2 separate regions of the Homo sapiens genome follow, and region 2 is linked to region 1. A link is an interaction called in ENCODE POLR2A ChIA-PET data of the cell type or tissue named here. Cell type or tissue: Caco-2. All regions are shown on one strand. Region 1 overlaps HNRNPU (heterogeneous nuclear ribonucleoprotein U). Region 2 holds the start of CATSPERE (catsper channel auxiliary subunit epsilon).

What was found. Peaks named below come from ENCODE experiments on the same cell type or tissue, not always from the same donor. Only the 100,000 strongest peaks of a DNase experiment are listed, where the experiment ranks them.
Region 2: POLR2A ChIA-PET joins it to region 1 with 11 read pairs; 8 of 35 experiments call an interaction of 5 or more read pairs at or near these places.

Annotation. Positions count from the first base shown.
Region 1 is chr1:244,848,868-244,853,867 of GRCh38, forward strand. HNRNPU (heterogeneous nuclear ribonucleoprotein U) reads right to left here. Exons shown (of 14, transcript NM_031844.3): 14 at 1,430-5,000. Among named protein-coding and RNA genes, the nearest start is that of SNORA100, 2.8 kb to the right of the region's middle. In Caco-2, no CTCF peak of the experiment used is centred here; no DNase peak of the experiment used is centred here.
Region 2 is chr1:244,458,957-244,463,956 of GRCh38, forward strand. It overlaps CATSPERE (catsper channel auxiliary subunit epsilon), which reads left to right and starts at 2,317. Exons shown (of 22, transcript NM_001130957.2): 1 at 2,317-2,538; 2 at 4,952-5,000. The coding sequence starts at 2,474. RefSeq lists an enhancer at 744-1,943 and a silencer at 2,218-2,567. In Caco-2, no CTCF peak of the experiment used is centred here; DNase peaks (open chromatin) are centred at 395, 1,485, 2,435 and 2,875; H3K4me3 peaks cover 1,347 bases.

The DNA of each region.
Region 1 (5,000 bases):
GAGATGAAATGTAAATCAACACATTTGTTTGCTTTACTTTTCAAGAAAAAAAAAAAAAGTTATGTTGGAATCTTTTTTTCTTGTACGTGACCATGACTCTCCCAATCTTTAACTACAAACAACTGATACAGGATACAAGCTGCCTCAAAAAATTCCTTTGTTAGTTGACATTTAAATAAGCCCCAATAACTCTTTAGGTATCTCTATATATGCTTTAACTTTTATAGCATTAATGTCACACTTATAAACTGGTGTCTGTACTAGCCACGTCTATTCTTGGTGTTTTAAAATTTTTAAAAATGTCTTGGCTGTCACCAATTTGTGGCAATGCTTTAAGTGTTTGCAACGTATATTTTACCAGACATAACTTATTTTACTTCCTGTAAGGTTCAGAATGGAACTGTTAAAGGAATAGCAGGAAAGAATATGCCCCAATAGTGCAGCACTTCTCTGTCAGATGTAACTCTCCAGCCTGTGATCTCTGCATTATCCTTCATTAATGTAGACAGACTGGACATGCTCATGAGTAACTATGTCATTGGCACAGTATGGTGATCATAATGGTGCAAAAAAACCCTGAATCTTTATAGAAGACATTTCTCTAGAGACTAGCCTACATTGACATTTACTTCACTTTCAACTACAGTACATAGCTTCTTATGCCCAGGATTCAGCTTTAAAAGCAAAGCCCCTGCTCAAGACCTAAGTATATGCTGAATCCTGGCATGAAAAATAAAGTATCCTAATCAATAAAAATTAGGTAGCTACAAATTGACATGATTACAATCCCTGTCCTAATTACTTGCCTAACCAAGTAGTGATTACTGATGTCCTGGCCCATCATCAACATGTTTGCCTACCAACACTAGGCTTACAATCAATAGATTCTACTACATAGGTGTTATATTTTCTGAATAATTCTAGGTTAACATTATGAATATCCATTATGAATATCCATTATGAATAACCCATCTATCTATGTCCAATCTACTATCCCTTAAAACTATTATTAAAGACTCCTGGGGCAACTAATGAAAATTACTTCAATCATTTATATTTTTAGTCAATTGGTTAGGATGTGAAAGCATAGTCCTGCTCAATAATGTAAGCATATCATCTATTTCCCACCTAACCTCTTTTCTGAGACTGTGCTATTTCTGCATGACTTGAGATTGACATAAGTGTGACGCCAAATAAACTAGCACACATATTAAGCTAAACATAATGAAAACTAAATATTAAGATGAATTGTTTCTGTTCAATTTCAAAAATATACCCTTGGGGACCCCTGGTTTTTCATCTACTCCAACACACTCAAGAGATATATACTACATTAGTAGTATAGCTCACTTCCAAATTCTCAAGGGCTTATTCTAATTAACAAGTTTAGTAACAAAGGTTAGTAAGACAAAGGTCACTCCAACATGAGTTAGCTGGACAAAGTACTTTTAATGCTTATTTTACAAATATGTACCTGTGGTGCTAATACTAGGCAAAGAAAACAGGACGATTCAAGAGCAGCCTATGTAACTACCAACTCAAGCACTAACACTAGCTAGATCACCTTCATGCTTTAAAATTTAAAGTTATGGAGTAGCTGTGCCCACACCCCCCCCCAAAAAAAAGCTTTAATAAAGGCACTGCAGCGTTAACTAAGTTTTAGGGTAAATTTAGGCAATTAACAATTCGAAGAGACTTGTGGTTTATGTATTAGTAATTCAAATTACTGTTTTAGAGATCTCAGGTAGTTAACCAATTCTTGCTCAAAGCACTAATGTTCAGTCCCTCACCATTTATGCTGGGTATGAGTCCCAATGCATGGGTATTGCAACCTATTGTCAGGCCTTAACATGTATGTGTTTGCTTTTATTATTACTAAAATGTTAAAACTTAAACCCAATTATTCACCAAACTCTGAACACCTCAACCTCAGAGCTCCAGAATTAGGAATGAATGACAAAGTTTAGACTCTAATCATTTTAAGAATGTTAGGTGGGAAGAAATGGCTTCAGATGCAGTATTGTGTTCATCTTTCCAGGGGAACATCTCAAATGGGTATTCTGAAGCAGGTTGAGAAGTAGATAAAATTCTCTGCTACAAGTTCCATCCACTTTTTTTTTTTCAAGAGACCAGGTCTCACTATGTTGCCCAGGATGGTCTCAAACTCCTGAGCTCAAGTGATCCTCCCGCCTTGGCCTCCCAAAGTGCTAGGATTACAGGCGTGAGCCACCACACCCAGCCAAGTTCCATCCACTTTTGAAAACAAGACATTTATGTATAGGAAGAGAATTATGGAAACACTTTGTAAAACATCCATTTATTATATCCAATGCTAAACACTACCACTTGGACTCTAAGATATGTTTATGCCTCTCTGTTTATTCTAGTTTTTTAAAAATCAAATATACAAGATCTACAATTATTTATATCCAAGATGTCTACACCACTGCCTAAGAAGCTATTAAAATATTTGTATTTGTGCAATGGAACCCATTATTCACATGGTCCTAGAATAAAAAGTCAATTTATATTGTGAATAAATTTATCAAAAAACATGTCATCCAATTCCCACAAATGAGACATTTTAAATACAGAATACACTCTGTTCATGAATATAAAATCCCCAGGTGAAAGTCCCTTAAAACACTATTATGGTTATGTTTCCTAGAATAATTTTATAACTTTTTCAGAGAATTCCTTTAAACTTGTTAAAATACCTTGTTGCTAGTGCTCAGAACATCTAGGTTCAGTCTTTATTTTTAAGACAGTATCTATCCTAGGCAAATGAGAGCTTGTTTTTATGTATTTAAGAGTTTCCTCTTGTCATTTCAATGTCAAATTGATTTGACTCAATTTCATGATTTCATCTCGCTCAAGGCCATCAACCGGTCAGAGCCAGAGCCCTTCAAAGGCTGTATGTGAGTATATGAGGGAAAACTTTCCACATAATTTTACATCATTTCTATCTCATAGCAGTTTTAGTTTTCTCATAGCTATCTCATAGCAGTTTTAGTTTTCTCAAATTCTATGCTGTTTTTGTACTACTGCAGCTGACCAATCCAAAGCCAGTTTACACTCAGCATGTGTTATTCTACTTTAAAATATAACCTTAGTGAAAGCACCCTTCAAATCAACAGCAATCTCACAGTGAGTTTCCTCTGGGTAGTCAGGATTTGTCCAGAACTACATCCTTTTCAGATGTTCAGAGTTTTGCTTGCCATTAGGGAGGCAAGGGAAGGATGAGCAATAAATCAGGTTTCTCGTTCGTATCTTACTTCTTACCTAATTTTCTCCCTGTTGCTTATTTGGTACATTCCCTTCTCTGAATTCCTTAAACACTTTATAAGGTTATTTCTGCCATACAAGTGTAGACAATTGTATTAATTCTAGTCTTGACTAAAGATTTTAACATTTTTCTGGGTGCCATTTTTATCTATTCTCTCTCCCCCCAAATTCTCTGGGCTAAACAGGCATGATAGTCTACCTAGTGTTACTTGACCATTACTTTCCCACTGCAATTATAAAATGAATTCCTTAATAAGCAATTTTAAACTAGAAGATATATCCAAAACTTTTTAAAGGCACAAAGGACAACTTTAGGACACAACACTGATTAGCATCAAAACCTGAAACTGTTCCTCTAGTAAGTCTATGCAATCCTAATAATGTATACTGAAGAGTAGTAGCTCAGGCCAGTGGTTCTTAGCATTACTTGCTAAAAAAGATAAAAATCCATGACACTATCTTCAACTGTTAAATATCTTATGTTAACTAAGGATTTGCCTGTTCCAAAAATGTCTCAACTGAACCTATACATCACCTAAACTCCAGCTTATAGCAAGAAAATTCCTTAGAAGTATGAATTCATATTTATGATCTGATTTTAAAGGGCTAAAACAAAATTCTAAGCAATCAGAAATATAGCAAACCTAAACTTACCAAAGCAACCTAAAAACACCAAGGAAACGCTAGACTGAAGTCAAATTTTAGTTCTACAGTTTGACTCCTGATTCCTCACTTCACATTGGTGAGGGGAAGATTAAAGTGTTCTGTGCAAACCCAATATAATTACAATTAGGGGATCTAATGTTATTACATAGCTACAGTCAAGTTAGCAGTGTTGTGTAGCAGTGACATCAATGACTGGCTTGCATGATGGCTTCTAAAAGCATCTGATCCCAGAGTTTCATGTATCATATATATGTATATAAAATAATCAGTTGAGGACAGCATTAGCATTCTGTAAAGATGATAAACTCAGTGTTAACTTCTCCCAGCCAGTACCTTTTCCCCTCATTAAATATGTTAAAAGTTGTCTGGGGGGGAGGGGAAGGGAAGAATTCAACTTTACTTCATAATTATGTATCAATTGTCAGTATACATTTAAGTTTTTAAAACCTAAATGTTCTATGCAGAGTAAAGAATAAGCTGTCCAGAAAGCACACACTTAATAAATTTCTCCTCTTGGGAGTTATATAAAGGGATTTTGAACCTTGATGGCGAGAATCCCAAAACAAGAGTAAAATGAATTCTTTTTATTGCAAACAAACGTCTAAATTAATTTCTCCACCCACTTTCTTTAGAAAGAAAAAGAAATCAGCAGGCTAAGGAGATACCCATTCAAGAACTGACATGATTAAAAATTAAGATATAAATGGGTGACTCACAATTTCATTAGCTTACAAAGATGGTGGAGTTAACTACTACAAGCACACTAGTTATACAGTATTTTGTGGGAGAAGGGCATACAGACATGGCTAACTTCATATAGATCCCATTAGACAACTGGATTTACAACAAGTTTTTTTAATAAGAAATGGGCAAAGCCAGCTTTCTTTTCAGAATCAAAATGCAGAACAAATGGAAAAATTATGGTATTAACCTTCACAAGTTTGAGCCTCCACAAATAATGCAACCAAGTTTTACATTTTTAACAGCCCTTCTACATACACTCCATCTTCTCTATCTTAGTTCCAAGTTTTAGTTTTCAATCCCAATTA
Region 2 (5,000 bases), 390 kb before region 1:
CTGACCTGTGGTAAGTAAAGAATGTCACTTTTTAACAGGCCCAGGAACTCCAAGTTATCTTGGGACTTCAAGAGGAAAGGAATTTTCAAATACCAACTCATAGGTATTTGAGGCTGGGCTCAGCTTTTTTTTTTTTTTTTTGAGACAGAGTCTAGTTCTGTCGCCAGGCTGGAGTTCGGTGGCTCAGTCTCGGCTCACTGCAACCTCCGCCTCCCAGGTTCAAACAATTCTCCTGCCTCAGCCTCCTGAGTAGCTGGGATTACAGGCATGCATCACCATGCCCAGCTAATTTTTGTATTTTTAGTAAAGATGGGGTTTCACCTTGTTGGCCAGGACAGGCTTGATCTCCTGACCTTGTGATCCACCCACTTCAGTCTCCCAGAGTGCTGGGATTACAGGCATGAGCCACCGCGCCCAGCCTGGGCTTGGCTTTTAAAAAGTCTTAGCTGAGATCCTTCATGGAACAGAGTTCTATCAGAGCCAATGAAAAAAGCCTAAGTGAAAAATAATTATTCTTGCTGCACTTTATGCAAATAATCAGGCCAAGTACAGTAAGACTAAAGTTTATTTTGTAAACAAATCGGTTCTATCATGGTTTGTTTTGAATAAAAATGGGGACTGGAGAGAGAAAAATTATGCTTCAAAAGAAAAACTATAGTATACAGTTGTTAGCTGGTCTTGAGGTTTTCTTGTGCAGTTTAGACTACACACTAAATTATTTGTGGGTTAGAAGTCCCCAGACTAATGCTTTCAAATCTTTACTTTTAAAATTGGGAATTGTACTCCTCAAACTAGGACTCATTATTTACCTTATAGCAGGCTGTTCACTTAAACACTGTAGTAAAACTATAGATGAGAGTACTAATGTGTTTGCCATGCAACTCTTGGAAACTCAACCAGGCCTGCATGAGTTGCTCAGACAGTTGCAAAGCAATTCCACTCTTCTCACCTTGGGGTTCACTCCCATTCCCATTACCTCCCCTGTCAGCAGGAAGAAGCCAGAGCTATCAACGGCCTTCTCCCATCTTCATAGCCTACCCAAAGGGAAGGATTGAAACCATCTTTGCAAAATTATGATTGAGACAGTGAAAGAGATCTAACTGAACGGATTGCATCTTGCTTCTAACCTCAAAGCTGTCCTTGTTCATTCCTGGGCATAAGCTGAACTAACTTTGGGAGAAACTTAGTTTATAGTTTACACAAAGACGGTAACAACCCTTTCCCAAAGCAGACCTCCTTCTTGCCTGGAGACTAGATTGCCTTTGTAGGACTAACATTAACCACAAGATTTGAAATCAGGTTTAGGAGTCATGCAGCTGGAGGATACAAGATTCTGACTTGCCCTAAACCGCTCCTAAGATCGGTGCTCGAGAGATTTTACAGACCCTGCACTTGATGGATCAGCTGGCACCACCCAGATCAGTAAACTGGCTCATCTGATCTTGTGGCCCCACCCAGGAAGTGACTCAGCACAGGAAGACAGCTTCTACTCCCTATGATTTCACCCCTGACCAATCAGCACTCCTGGCTCACTGGCTTCCGCCAACCCACCAAGTTATCCTTAAAAACTGTGCTCCCCAATTGCTTGGGGAGACTGATTTGAGTAATAATAAAACTCCAGTCTCCTGCAATAAATAAATAAATTAATTAAATAAAAATCATTTATGCTGTGCCTGGCCAGGTCTGGTGGCTCACGCCTGTAATCCCAGCACTTTGGGAGGCTGAGGCGGGTGGATCACTTGAGGTCAGGAGTTGGAGACCAGCCTGGGCAAGATGGTGAAACCCCGTCTCTACTCAAAATACAAAAATTAGCAGGGCCTTGTGGCGCACGCCTGTAATCCCAGCTACTCTGGAGGCTGAAGCAGGAGAATCGCTTGAACGCCGGAGGCGGAGGTTGCAGTGAGCCGAGCCAGATCGCGCCACTGCACTCCAGCCTGGGGGACAGAGTGTGACTCTCTCAAAAACAAACAACAACAAAAATCACTTATGGCGTGCCTGCTCCCTGGAAAGCACTGCCAGATATGTATTTGCTATTGCAGTGTCTATACGCAGTCACATGAAGATTTGGGCTAAAAGACACACTACCTTAAAAGTTTCACATTCTTTCTGGCAAATTGGATTTTTCTTTTTCTTTCCTTCCTCCTTCCTTCCTTCTTTTTTTCTTTTAATTGGCAACTCAGATTTTTCGAAGTGTTTTTGCTATCTCACTGCTGGAAAGCCTGGTTCTGCCTTTCCTAAAATCTCGTGTGCAGGTTCGCACTCCGGCTACTTTCAGGCCTCTAGGGAGCCCAGGTAGCGGCGCGCACGCGCACGCGCACACTTCTCCCTCGCTGGTCTTCAGGCCCGGCCCGCCCTGTCCAGAGGCGCCGGGACCCAGGCGCCTGCAGCCGCCCGCCGGGCCGACGTCCCACGGGAATGCGCGAGGCCTGGACGGGAGTGGCCGAGGCGGTTGGGCGGAGGCGGAGCAGGCGCCATGTCAGCCCGGGAAGTGGCCGTGCTGCTGCTGTGGCTGAGCTGCTATGGCTCCGCCCTTTGGAGGTAGAGAGACGCCAGTCGCAGGCGAGCGACTAGGCGGGGATTACCCCCGGCGGGGCAGGCGGGAGGGTCCTGCTCTCCACCCCATGCGCCTCGGGACCGCTCGCCCTGGCCGACCACTGCCTCGTCTCCTGGCTCCCCAACACCAGCCCCAGTGTCCCACCGCTCCCACCCGAGAGTTTTCCATGAGCGAGAGGGGACGCAGTTAGCACTTTGCTACCCTGCTCCAGCTCCTGCAGTAAGGTCGCAGTACCTTCATGCTGCTGTCCTCAGAACATCTGAGCCCCAATGAAATCTTACTTTTTTGTTTGTTTAGGGCGGGGGTTGTCTGTTTGTTTTAGAGACGGCCTCTTGCTCCGTTGCCCAGGCTGCAATGCAGTGGCGCCATCATAGCTCCCTGAAGCCTGAAACTCCTGGGCCCAAGCGCTCCTCGCACCTCGGCCTCCTAAATAGCTGTGACAACAGGCACGCGCCACCACGCTTGGCTAAATTAAAAAAAAAAATTGGTAGAGACAGGGTCTCACAATATTGCCCAGGCTGGTCTCGAACTCCTGGCCTTAAGTGATCCTCCTGCCGGGGCCTCCCAAAGTGCTGTAATTACAGACTATGAGCTCTGAGCCATGAGCTATCGCGCCCCGGCCCCTGTGAATTCTTACATTCCTCTCACCTTGTGCAGCCTTCTTTTGCCAGAGGAGAGGATCGTTGTGGTCCAAGAGTGAGATATAACAGTGCCCTTTTCATTAAAAAATAGCACATGTCCATCTGCACACCCCACACACCTATGGGCCTCTTAGATCTGTTTCCAACAAGAATACATTAAATATAAGACATAATTAATAAAGCAAGGATGAAAAGGTATTATCGTTGTTATCTGGGACTAAATTAATAAATTAAACGTGACTCTTTGAGCTACTGTTCTCTCCCTAGCCTATCCTTAGCCCCAGTAGGAGTGAGAAGCTGTTGAGGGAGCAGGTGAGGAGAAAAGGCCTGCCAGGAAAGGTCATTTCATCCTTTCACTACCAGATCTTATTAAATTACATAATTTAACTTTGTAAATTAAAGTACAAAATTTGCCACTTGTATTTTTCTCTCTGTATTGAAAGGGATCTTAGATTCATAAGAAGTGTGAGGTGGTTCACACTTCAAAAAAAGCCTTTGATGACAATAGATTTCATTTTTATTTATAGGTATATGTAAAATACATGACTTTTTTTTAATTCGATCTGTATATACAGAAAATGTGTTTCATTATAAAGGTGACTGATTTCCGTTAAACATAAGAATTCAGAGTGCTATTAAGGCTTGTATAATTCTGATAAGGGAATTGCATAATGATATCCTAGCAACTCTTCCTCTACATACAGAAAAAAGGCCTCTGATTTAAAGCTTTAGGGATGGAGCAATTCCAGTTGCAATTAGGTATGCAATGTAGACATGGAATAGATTCTTGAAGCAAATGGAAGGCGAAGGAATTGTAGGGTGGTGATTTATGATAGTCACCAGCTACATGTGCCTTTTGAGTATTTGAAATATAGCCCAAATTGAGATGTGGTGTAAGTGTAATGTACACACCAGATTTCAAAGACTTAGTCTGAAAAAAGAATGTAAGATATCTCAGTAATAATTATTTTATACTGATTACATGTTGAATAAAACTTAAAATTAATTAATTTTAAGTTTAATTTGTTTAGTTTTAATTAAAAGCTAAAAATTATTAAAATTAATTTCACCCATTTCTTCTTGTGCTTTTAAAGTAGCTACTTGAACATTTTTAATTAATAGGAGGTGGCTTGTATTATATTGGACAGTGCTCTGTTAGATGAATCAGATAGACGGGAATTAAGAACCCTCCATCGCAGCAACATGGCAAAACCCTGTCTTTACTAAAAAATACAAAAATTAGCTGGGCGTGGTGGCATGCGCCTGTAGTCCCAGCTATTCGGGAGGCTGAGGCGAGAGGATCACTTGAGCCTGGGAGGTCAAGGCTGCAGTAAGCCAAGATCACTGCACTGTACTCCAGAGCAAGACCCTGTCTCAAAAACAAAAAAAAAAGAGAAATACTGCGTTTTTAAAACTCCAATCTTTGTTATTCTTACTTTAACTCTTTATAAGTGAAGGAGTTAGAGCCAGTGTTCTTCAAGAGTTTTCATCTTACAAAAAAAAAAAAAAAACCAGGTAAAGAGTATTAACTTCTCATTTTATTGTCTTTAGATACTGAGCAAACCCTAACACATCTAGAGATGTGGGTAGAGGTCACTGATAGCCCCAATTTTAGCCCTGAGTTGCTGTCAAGGAAGGGAATGAGGCAGAAAGGTGACACTCCTGGCAGCCCAGCTATGCCCTGACCATGTAGAGAATCCTCATATTTGAAGAATAAATTAGTTTTAATATTTATACTTGGCCTCTTCCTCCACAGGTATTCCACTAACAGCCCAAACTATCGCATTTTTAGTACCAGAAGTACT